Regions from separate parts of the Homo sapiens genome. Here regions 2, 3 and 4 are each linked to region 1. Evidence: chromatin contacts called from ENCODE Hi-C or POLR2A ChIA-PET data. All regions are on one chromosome and are shown on one strand. Each heading gives the region's core, a stretch centred on a gene start or an enhancer-like site at or near the end of the contact. The rest is flanking DNA. Distances are from core to core; before and after follow the strand shown.

Region 1 (2,700 bases), core at 26-2,525:
GCTTTTCATGGAGACCAGCAGTAAGAAATGCACTTTACGTCACAGCCCAGCACACGTGTATGTCATGTGTGCACATGTGTTGTGCATGTGTGTACATGTGTAGAGCGACAGCAGCCAATCAGAGCTAACTCTATTCTGCGATGGACGCACTGACAACTCCTGTTCTGTTGTGTTTTGAAGAACTAACTGGTGCATGGCGGCTCTGGCCTGTGATCCTAGCACTTTGGGAGGCCAGGAGTTTTTGACTGGTTTTGGCAACACAGCCAGACCTGGTCTCTACAAAAAATATTTTTCTGCCGGGCAGATCACCCCATCAGGAGTTCAAGACCAGCCTGGCCAACGTGATGAAACCCAGTCTCTAAAAAAGATACAAAAATTAGCTGGGTGCAGTGGTGTGCGCCTGTACTCCCAGCAACTCGGGAGACTGAGGCAGGAAAATCCCTTAAGCCCAGAAGCGGAGGTTGCAGTGAACCGAGATCGCGCCACTGCACTCCAGCCTGGGTGACAGCGTGAGACTCTGTCTCAAAAAAAAAAAAAAATTCTTAGCTGAGTGCGCTGGCGCACACCTGTAGTCCCAAGTAGCTAGGAGGCTAAGAGATTACTAGAGCCCAGGAAGTCGAGGCGGACGGGCGGGCGGGTCACCCTCCAGTTTGGACAGTCAGCAATGGAAGCTTCAAGGGTTGGGGCTGAACCAAGGGTGGGTGGGATCGCGTCTGATGCGCCCACCCTTCACGGGGACCGCGTGCCCCTCACTGGGAGGGCAGCCCGCCTGGAGCCCTACTGCCTCTGCTCCCTCTGGGGGTCCTGGGGACCCGATGGCCACCACTCTGCCACACGAGCCGCGCGCTCACACACTCCTCACCCGCCGGCCACATCCCTTGTCTGCGCACTCAGGCCCCTTCCACCCAGCGCGCCTAGCTCTCAGGCTTGCTCGCCCCAGCGCACGCGCTCCACCTCCCACTCGCGGTCCCCCCGACACGCGCCCCCGTCCACACTCGCCCTCCACCCCCGCTCTCGCTCACCCTCGCTCTCATAGCAACCCTCTCTCACCCTCGTCCTCACACCCTCTCACACGCCCCCTCACACACTTGCTCTCTCTCACGCACCCGCCCGGCGTCGCCCGCGACCCCACGCCCGTCCTCCCGGGGCCGAGCCTCGCTGCCCGGCGCGCCCACTTTGCGGGAGGGAAACTGAGGCCGTGCAAGGAGGAGGAGCAGGGGCCGGCCGCCGCGGGGCTCACCTGCATGTCAGGGAGGCCGGACGGCCACAAACGCACGGCCGGAAAACGCTCCAGCGCGCCGGAAGTCCCGCCCCAGGCGCCCGCGCGCCGCCGCCGCGCACGGCACGCTGGGATGGAGAGGGGCTGGGCCAGGACAGGGGACTGGGCAGGGCTGCCCGAAAGTCGGGGCCGGGGCCGGGGCCGGGGCCGGGGCGGGGCCGCGCCGGGGGCGGACCCCGGGCCCGGCGCGTTCACCTTGAGCGCCCCTGGTGCTCGCGCTGGAGCTGGTTATCAGGTTCCCGGCCCAGGGGTAGCCGGGTTCCCAGCGCCACGGCTCTTAGGCAGGCCTGGCGCCCTTGGCGTGGGGCCGCGCGGGGCCTTGGGCTCCAGGGCCTCTGCCCGGCTCGGCGGTGCCGGGAGAACCGCGCGGTGGGCTCCGCCCCGGCACGCTCCCCCGGGGACCCGGAGTCACCACTCCTGGCGTCCCCCCGACCCCCGCCTGAGTGGACCATCTCCATCCCCAGGCCGATGGCGCCCACTGCGCTGTCTCCAGCGGGGACTGCCCGAAACGCGCGCTCTCTCGGTCCGCACCCCCGCCTTGCACATTGCACGAGCCGGAGCCCCAGGAGGCAAACCAAGTTCCCAACTCAGCCCCTCGCGCTTGGATGAACGAGCGCGTGGCCAGCACTTTTGAGTCACCGCGCATTCTACGCGGCACAGGCTGTCCGACCCCCACCCCCAGCCCTAGCCGTTCCCAGCGCAGTTTCCTACAGAAAACCGCACGGCCGGGCCCCACCCTGCCCCGCTCAGCCGTTCCCGGGGCGCGCGTGGGCTCCAAGACACCCTGCACAGCTGCTTCTCCATTTCTGCTGCTTGGGAGCTTTCTCCTTAAACTAAGCTTTGTCTTTCTTTCTAGTCACGTTTCCTTCTTTCCCTTCCCGGTATTTTCTGCCAGCTGACGCCCACGCCTTTCCTAGAAGGGGCTGGGGGCTGCATGCGGTGCGAGGCACGTCCCCCACCAGCTGTGGGCTCTTACTCAGCTTAGCACTCGCTCTCAGCAAACGGCCTGGATGGTGGCCTGAAGCCTGACCTTTGGGGGTGAAGACCTCAAGTCGGCAGAGCTCTGGAGAGGGTCCCAGTAAGCTATGGCAGGTGTCCTCAGGGACATATGCGCAGTCCTCCCAATGCTAAGGAGGCCATGGCAACATCCAACTTCTCTTAGGAAAGGCACTTAGCCATTTTAGGATCTCATTGAGGTCAGAGGTCTTTGGCGCTAAAGAATTGCAGAATCGATCGGGCAGCCGCCGCCTTTAATCCTAGCACTTTGGGAGGCCAAGGCGGGTAGATCACTTGAGGTCAGGCGTTCGACACCAGCCTGGCCAACATGGTGGAACCCTGTCTCTACTAAAAATACAGAAATTAGGCGTGGTGGCGCATGCCTGTAATCCCAGCTCCTGGGGAGGCTGGGGCAGGAGAATTAC
Region 2 (2,526 bases), core at 27-2,526, 290 kb before region 1:
GTCCTGGGCCTGCTGGCAGCCTCTCCCAGAACAGCTTCTAAAACCACAAATCTGACCCAGAGAATGTTCCCCTTTGCCCAAGCAGGACGAATGCCAACGCCCTTGGCAGCCGGCGTCGCTCACCTCGCCAGCACAGCTCCCGGCTGAGCGCGTACACCTTGTGCGGGTCGGCCGGGTCCCCCGAGTTATCCCGCAGCATCACGAAGCGACGCGTGCTGCGCAGTGCGCAGCGGAAGTTGGTTTTCCAGCCGGCGCGCTCCGCAGTCTCAGCCTCGGGGGGCGGGCCACCTCCCCTGCTGCTAGGCGGCCACCTGCCGCGGGCCACAGCCCAGGCCTGAAGAGGGGGACAGAACACGTGTGCCGGGCCCGCGGGGTCCTAGGCGGGCTCTCCCACCCGGGGCGGGGCGGGGCTGGGGTCCCCACCTTGAAGATGCGCGCGTCGGCCTCGCTCAGGTCCTTGCGCGCGAAGTGCTTCCAGGGCACGCGGAAACAGGTGCGGGCCTCGTCCAGCCACTGCAGCCCCTCATAGCAGCCGCTGCTGATCTCTCCAAGGAGCCACTCTCCGAACAGCACGCGTGGGGCTGCCCTGCGGGTGCCCGGCCGCGGAGAGTCAGGGCCGGCTGCAGGGCGCTCGGGGACTGGCATCTGGAGAGGGTGGGCCGGGCTCTTACCTCTCAGGAGCCAAGGCCATTGCTCCTTCTGCAGGGGCAGTTAGGTGGCGGTCAGGTGTTATAACAGGGGAGGTAAGGGCTCCTGTCGCAGCAGACGCCAGGCCGCGGCCACAGGTCGTGTGGCCAGGTGTCACAGGTGTCCACAGGTGTGGACTGAGGGCTTGTAGCCACCGACGCTGCCTCGGTATGGATCTCTTGGCAGAGGGGGCTACAGGTGTGACTGCAGGTGTGGCCGGCGCGCACACATGAAGTCACAGGTGTTGAACCAGTGTCCAGGCCTGGCGGGAAGGCGCAGGCCGGACCCTGCGGAGACGGGAAAGGCGACGTCAGGGGCGGGTCAGGCTCCCGGGAAAGCGAAACCTAAACAGTGGCGCTTCGCACCCTCCTCGATCCCACCCCGTCCGGTTCTCAGCTCCGCGGAACCCCGCCTCCGCCTCCGCCTCCCTCCCCGCCCGACCCTCATCTCTCAGGCTCCCCCAGCTCTTGGCTCTACCCCTCCGGGGTCACGGAGCCCCCACGGAGGCTCTCGCTCCCGGCCTGCACCGCGTGGGTCTGGGGTCCCCAGTACCTGGGTGCCAGAGCCGCCGGGACGGGAAGTTTCGTCTCGCGGGGAAGCGGAGGGCCGGCGCTTTTATGGTGGCCAGGCGGGAGTTTCCGGGAAGGGCGCGCGCCGCCTGTTCTTATTATTGGATGCGACCAGCGGAACCCCGCCCCGGCCAGCGCGGAGTAGGGAGGAGTGGAGGGCGTTGGGAGTGGCTGCAGTGAGCCGAGATGGAGCCACTCCACTACAGCCCAGGGGACAGAGCAAGACTCAGTCTCAAAAAAAAAAGGAAGTGGGTAATGGGAGGTGGACGTGCCTCGAAAAAGGGGCAGCTGCACCGTTTGCGTTTCTTTTTTTGAGATGGAGTTTCGCTTTTGTTACCCAGGCTGGAGTGCGGTGGCACAATCTTGGCCCACCACAACCTCCGCCTCCCGGGTTCAAGTGATTCTCCTACCTAAGCCTCCCGAGTAGCTGGGATTACAGGCATGAACCACCACGCCCGGCTAATTTTGTATTTTTAGTAGAGACGGGGTTTCTCTATGTTGGTCAGGCTGGTGTCGAACTCCCGACCTCAGGTGATCTGCCCACCTCGGCCTCCCAAAGTGCTGGGATTTAGGCGAGAGCCGCCGTGCGCAGCCCCCTTTGGGTTTTTTACATTGTTCAGTCAAGAATATCAGATACTCTCACAATTAAAACATTTGGAAAGGAATTAATGGTGTATTTCCATTAGGGAAAGTGCTGACAAGCCGCAAGGGATCCCTTGATGGTTCTGGGCATGGGCGCCCAGCCTGGGCTCTGGCTTTGGGAGCAGCGAGGGGAATGTGTCTCTCACCCCTAGGCCTCCTGGTCTGGCTCCTGCTCAGGCCACACGGCGCACCCACCCCCAGCGCGCCTCAGTCCAGGTCACTGGGCAGGGTGTTTACTGCTGCGCTCCAACCCAAGCATGTAGATTTCAGAAGGGGACTAGGACCCCCGGCAGGTGTTTGAGACCACCGGCTCCCAAGTGCGTCGCCTTGGGGGTTTGCATCGGCTCCTCAGCCTCCCCAGGCAATCTCTGTGTAGGGTCGGGAGCGGGAGGTCTGAGATGAGCCGGGTGCCTGAGATCTCCGGTGCAGGTCGGGGGAGGGGAGCCCCCCTCGGGCTGTGGTTAGAGCGGGAGAGGAACTTCCCAGACTAGCTGGCACAGAGCCTCGGGAAGGCGGCGGGCACTGCAGGTGGTTTACGGGAAGTGCTGCAGCCTTGGGGTGGGGACAGCGTGGCCAGACCCACCGCCTCATCTGCACACCTGGGCTCAAGCGCTAATGACGACAGGGG
Region 3 (2,700 bases), core at 166-2,665, 350 kb after region 1:
TCACCATGGCTGGGCAGAGAAACGGCGGGGCCAAGGTGGCTGATGTGAGGGCCACCCTGCGTCCACAGGTACTCAGCAGAGGCCCAGGCCATGCAGCACCAGTGCACCTGCTGCCAGGAGAGGCGGGTCCACGAGGAGACGGTGCCCTTGCACTGTCCTAACGGCTCAGCCATCCTGCACACCTACACCCACGTGGATGAGTGTGGCTGCACGCCCTTCTGTGTCCCTGCGCCCATGGCTCCCCCACACACCCGTGGCTTCCCGGCCCAGGAGGCCACTGCTGTCTGAGAACGTTCTGCCTCCATCCCCATGCTCTGTCCACCTGGAGCCAGGATGTGCATTGTCTGATCATGAAAACCTTGGGCCTCCTCTGCGGAGCCCCCCGGCCTGTGTGTGGCACCCCGCGCTCCGTGCTCCTGCTGCCCACCCCGTGGGTGAAACCGGCCCCAGAAGGGTGAGGGGCCAGCAGGACCCCTTTCGGGAGGGCGCCACTCAGGAGTCCTACCCTGGGAGAGCCTGTGGCCCACCTTGGCCTTGCCCCTCCCTGATGTCACTGGGACGCCCTGGAACAAACTAAGCATGTGCGGGCCTATGTGTCCCTGCCACGGCCGGAGCGCCCGCGCAGCACGGATTCCAGCTGGCCACGTCCGGCCGCTGGGGCAGACAGGCTGGTCCAGGCAAGGCCAGCTGCTGCCAGGAAGCTGCGACAGGCAAGGCGGCCGCCTGTCCATGCCTGCTGCAGGGTAACTCAGGGCTGAGGTCGCAACGGCCAGGTCAGAGAGGGGTCAGCATCCCAAAGCCCCCTCTGCTCAACCCAGCCCAGTTTTGCAAATAAACCCTGAGCATTGAGTACGTTTCCTGTCCTGACGTCTTTTCTTGCCTACCGTCTTTCCCAGGCTGTCCAGGTCCTCTGTGGGCTGCTTGCCTGGGGCCTGCAGGCTGGAGGACACATCCGGGGGGCAGTCCAGGACCCCCAGCAGCCACTGAAGGACCAGGAAGCCTCTGGGAAGGCCAGGCAGGGTGGGGGACAAGGAGCCGCTTGGTCATCCACATGCCCCTGTGGGCACCCCGAGAGTCAGTCTTGGGCTGTGGGAGCACTGCCCAGGGGACAGGGGGCAGGGGGCCGCCAGGACTCAGAGGTCACCCCGGCTGTTATTTCCAGTGTAGGGGATTGTGTGAGGAAACCAGCTCATGTAGGAAGATGGAGGCAGTCAGTGGGGCAAGCAGGCGACCAGGCCCGGTCAGCGGGGAGGCAGCTGCCCCCCAGGGCAGGTGCACGGAGCCAGGTGCAATGCTCCCAGGCTGGTGCTGGGCCCTGCGGGGCCGCCTTTCACCCTGTTCCACGCGCACCTCTCCGGGAATGCTTTCCTTGGGGCACTTGCTACGCAAGCGACACGTGAGCTTGCTGGCTTCCTGTCCCGCCTCCTGTCCCGCCTCCTGTCCCGCCTCCTGTCGCGCCTCCTGTCCCGCCTCCTGTCCCACCTCCTGTCCCGCCTCCACACGCACGGGCAGGGCTTTCTGCCCTTCCTTTCTATTGCTCTGTCCAGAGCAGAGAGCACCCGGTGCAGACAGCAGGGTATCGGGGAGCCTGTGGGATGGGTGGGGTCAGCAGCTGGGGCTGCAGGTGTGGGCAGGGAAGACAGTGAAGGTGGTGCCAGCCAGGACCTAGGCATAGCAGGATGCAGGGAGCTTTGGACACAAAATGACCTCCTACTGGGCAGGGGGTGGCTACAGGCAGACCGTGGCCTGGGGAGACAAAAGCAATGCTCGTGCCTGGCTGCAGAAGCCTGTGGTGTGGGTGCAGAGCGGGGCCTTCCCCACACCGGGGCCTGCCTCTGCCCTGTGCCCTTGGGTGGGTCCTGCCCTGCCCAGGAAGTGATGCCATCACACTGTACATTTACAGAGCTCCCAGCTCCTGGGGGCCCAGCCAGGCCCCTGCCAGCGCTCCAGAGCTCCAGCCTCTCCTGCCCTCCTTGCCGAGGCCCAGCAGGGCCAGCCACCCCAGGACTGGGCTGGAGATAGGCAGGGGCCTGACAAGGTTGCAGGTGGGCTCTGGTGGGCGGTGGGCTAGGTTGGTCACCACTGGGGTGAGCTTCTATAGGTTTACCCTGCGTCTCCGAGGCTGATTGTCTGGAGGTTGCGCCAGGTCACTGCCTGACCTGGGTCTGCATTCCGCCACGTGTAAACAAATGGTTTCCGAAACCTCAGTCATTCCCATGGTGCGATGGTTTCCTTAGACCCATTTATGTCGGTGTATGGGTACAAGCACCCCTCTCAGAGGCCCATGCTGTGCTGTCTCTGTGCCCCAGAACCGTATCATTCAATCCTGACAATACCCTGTGTGGTGTCTGCTATTGTGTCTCCCACTCCACAGATGGGAACACTGAGGCACAAAGCAATGAAAAGGTGTGGTTCTGTCAGGGGGAAAGCTGGGCTCACATCCAGGCAGCCCAAGTCGAGGCCACACTCAAAACCACAGGGCTCTGCAATGCCCCAGAGCAAGTAACTATAAAAATAAACACAGTGGGCCAGGCGCGGTGGCTCATGCCTGTAATCCCAGCATTTTGGGAGGCTGAGACGGGCGGATTACGAGGTCAGGAGATCGAGACCATCCTGGCTAACACGGTGAAACCCCATCTCTACTAAAAATACCAAAAATTAGCCAGGCGTGGTGGCGGGCGCCTGTGGTCCCAGCTACTC
Region 4 (2,700 bases), core at 193-2,692, 460 kb before region 1:
GTTGAGTGGTTTTTAGGACATTCACAGATAGGAGCTGAGGTCAATATTACAGCACTTTCATCGCCCCGAAAGAAACCTGCTACCCTTTGTAGTCGCTCCTTATTACCCCTTCCCCAGCCCCCGGTGAAAACTCATCTAATTTCTGTCTTCATAGATTTGCATTTCCTGGACATTTCATACAAATGGATCACATAATGCGTAGTCTCCTGTGACTGGCTTCTTTCACCTAGCATTTTTTTTTTTTTTTTTGAGACGGAGTCTCGCTCTGTCGCCCAGGATGGAGTGCAGTGGCACAATCTCGGCTCACTGCAACCTCCACCTCCCGGATTTAAGGGATTCTCCCACCTCAGCCTCCCGAGTAGCTAGGATTACAAGCGCCCGCCACAATGCCAGGGCAATTTTTGTATTTTTAGTAAAGATGGGGTGTCACCACTTTGCCTAGGCTGGTCTCGAACTCCTGACCTCAAGTCATCCGCCCGCCTTGGCCTCCCAAAGTGCTGGGATGACAGGCGTGCGCCGCCGCGCCCGGCCTGCCTAGCATAATGTTTTCAAGGTCCAGCTGTGCTGTAGCATGCGCATGCTTCGCTCCTCTATGGCTAATAACATGCCGCTATTATCAAAATGCTGCAACTAGGAGCGCTAGTGTGTAAATTTGGCGTGGACACTTGTTTCCAGGTTTGAGGAGCTGCCACATTGCTTTTCAGAGTGGCTCAGGAGCTAATTTTTTTGCAGGGTACCATGTCAACAATTTGGGTCAACTAAAATCAGCGTGTCCGCACCATTTTCGCCCGCCCAATTTCACGCGATCCTGCGAAAGAATGACCCAGACCGGTCCGGGCGCGGTGGCTCGCGCCTGTAATCCCAGCACTTTGGGAGGCCGAGGCGGCAGATCACAAGGTCAGGAGTTCGAGATTGGCCTGGCCAACATAGTGAAACCCCGTCTCTACTAAAAATACAAAAATTAGCCGGGCGTGATGGCGGCCGCCTGTAATCCCAGCTACTCGGGAAGCTTGAGACAGAAGAATCGTTTGAATCCGAGAGGCGGAGGTTGCAGTGAGCCGGGATCGCGCCATTGCACTCCAGCTCGGGCGGCAGTGCGAGACTCCGTCTCAAAAAGGAATGACCCGGGTCGCATGGGGTGAAGGGTCGGGAAGCGCCCCAAAAGGAGAACGGGGCTGGGCTCCGGGATCCGTCGGCGAGGAAGGGGCGAAGGGGTGGAGGGACTCGGGCCAGGCCGCCGGGGATGTCTGTGGTTACCTCCAAGCTCTGGAGGCCTTGGCGAGACCCGCGCCATCCGCAGCTTGGTTCCTGCGACCTCAGCCGCAGGGCGGTCCGGCTCCGGTTTCCCAGCAACCAGGCGTCATCCTTCCCAGCAAGCACTGCGTCCAACCCGCGACGTCGGACCACAAGGCCCAGCATGCCCCGCGCGGACTACAAGCCCCACAATGCACCGCACACCCTTTACTGGCCGGCCCCGCGCTGCTCTCCTAAGACCCCGCGGGCCAGCGCCGCGACCCCTTCCCAGCGCTCCTCGCGCTGTGTGCGGCGCGTCCTCTCGCCGGTGACCCGGTGTGCGTGGGGTCGAGGCGCCGGGCGGAGTGGCTCCGGGCCGAAACGCCATGCGGAGGGGCGAGCGCAGGGACGCCGGAGGTCCGCGGCCCGAGTCCCCGGTGCCCGCGGGCAGGGCCTCGCTGGAGGAGCCGCCTGACGGGCCGTCTGCCGGCCAAGCCACCGGGCCGGGCGAGGGCCGCCGCAGCACCGAGTCCGAGGTCTACGACGACGGCACCAACACCTTCTTCTGGTGAGGGCAGTGGGCGGCCGCGGGGCGGCGAGGGTGCCCTCGACCTGGGGGTTCCGGCACCGCTGGCCTGGGGGTCCCCGGCAGCGCCCTCTCGCCGTCTTGGAGTCCAGGACTGTGGCCGGGGGTTTGAGGGTGTGGCAGCACCGCCCCCCGGGTCCCGGGGAGCGGCCGGACCGAGCTCCCGACGCCGGGTCGGGCGGAGGGCGGCGCTGTAGGTGGGGGAGACCCTGGGCAGACCCTCCCTGCGGCCGCTTTGCGTCTCTCTCGCCGCCCTCCCCACCCCTGCCCGCCTTGGCTCTGACCGCGCGGTTCTGCGATCCAGACCCCTTCCCCGCCACCCGCCTCCAGCGTCACCCCAGAAACGCTTTCTCTGTCCTGCTGTCGAAGCTTCACCTGTGTCCCCCGTCATTCTGCCTGTGGTTGCTCCTCAGTGCTTGCGGCTGCACGAAATCATCTTGTGTGTCGCGCCCGACCCCACGTGGCGATCGTGTTGATTAGCAGAGTGTTGTGCGTGCTTCAGGAATGTAGTCGGTGTTCGTCGAATCCAGGCTCTGTTTCTCTCCTCAGTTGCCCCTAGCGGGGCCAGCGCCTCCTCCCTGCACAACTCAGCCCTAGCTACACCTTGGGGTCCCCCTGTCCGCCACTCTGCCTTTAATGGGGGTGGAAAAGGAAGAGGCCCCCGGGAGCAGCTGGAGTGTGGCACTCTGTGTCCAGACAGGCTCCAGGTGCCGCTCCTACTCCCGACAGCTGCGACCCTGGGCTGGCCCTTTGCCGATGCTCCTCTGTGAGAAGGATCAAGCCGTCGACCTGAAAGCAGGCTTCGTGAGAGGAGGGTTTGGCTCTTCTTGACTGCAAGGTGCCCAGTTCCCATCCTGTGGAAGGCCCGGGGGCACAGGGGC

What was found. Hi-C counts contacts between places; a loop is a spot of excess contacts on that map. ChIA-PET counts read pairs that join two places held with the same protein, here RNA polymerase II (POLR2A). Pooled maps may share reads with other maps.
Region 2: a pooled map shows a loop between it and region 1 (8-fold over the local background). The contact joins the promoter of IRF7 here to the promoter of CHID1 in region 1. A Hi-C loop is called at or near these places in 1 of 168 maps with a recorded cell type or tissue (CD4-positive, alpha-beta T cell) and 3 of 50 pooled maps. POLR2A ChIA-PET finds 5 or more read pairs at or near these places in 2 of 52 experiments (A549 and WTC11).
Region 3: a loop to region 1 is called in a pooled map, with 11 times the contacts of the local background. The contact joins the enhancer-like site here to the promoter of CHID1 in region 1. A Hi-C loop is called at or near these places in 4 of 37 single-sample maps with no recorded cell type and 9 of 50 pooled maps. POLR2A ChIA-PET finds 5 or more read pairs at or near these places in 1 of 52 experiments (activated CD4-positive, alpha-beta T cell).
Region 4: a loop to region 1 is called in a pooled map, with 4 times the contacts of the local background. The contact joins the promoter of PTDSS2 here to the promoter of CHID1 in region 1. A Hi-C loop is called at or near these places in 2 of 168 maps with a recorded cell type or tissue (CD8-positive, alpha-beta T cell and sciatic nerve) and 6 of 50 pooled maps.

What each region holds. Positions count from the first base shown.
Region 1 is chr11:909,535-912,234 of GRCh38, forward strand. It overlaps CHID1 (chitinase domain containing 1), which reads right to left and starts at 1,276. Exons shown (of 13, transcript NM_023947.4): 1 at 1,241-1,276. RefSeq lists a silencer at 959-1,798.
Region 2 is chr11:614,674-617,199 of GRCh38, forward strand. IRF7 (interferon regulatory factor 7) reads right to left here and starts at 1,277. Exons shown (of 11, transcript NM_001572.5): 1 at 1,240-1,277; 2 at 672-974; 3 at 424-586; 4 at 124-334. The coding sequence starts at 691. It overlaps CDHR5 (cadherin related family member 5), which reads right to left. Exons shown (of 15, transcript NM_021924.5): 15 at 1,910-2,526. RefSeq lists an enhancer at 139-733.
Region 3 is chr11:1,261,321-1,264,020 of GRCh38, forward strand. It overlaps MUC5B (mucin 5B, oligomeric mucus/gel-forming), which reads left to right. Exons shown (of 49, transcript NM_002458.3): 49 at 69-852. The coding sequence ends at 288. Among named protein-coding and RNA genes, the nearest start is that of MIR6744, 6.1 kb to the left of the region's middle. RefSeq lists an enhancer at 883-1,388 and a silencer at 1,170-1,319. Within about 2 kb of position 1,416, at least 26 of the 41 ENCODE cell types and tissues checked have a DNase peak (open chromatin) inside an H3K27ac peak, as active enhancers do.
Region 4 is chr11:448,837-451,536 of GRCh38, forward strand. PTDSS2 (phosphatidylserine synthase 2) reads left to right here and starts at 1,443. Exons shown (of 12, transcript NM_030783.3): 1 at 1,443-1,801. The coding sequence starts at 1,620. RefSeq lists enhancers at 943-1,629, 1,228-1,507 and silencers at 1,538-1,777, 1,968-2,027, 2,038-2,127.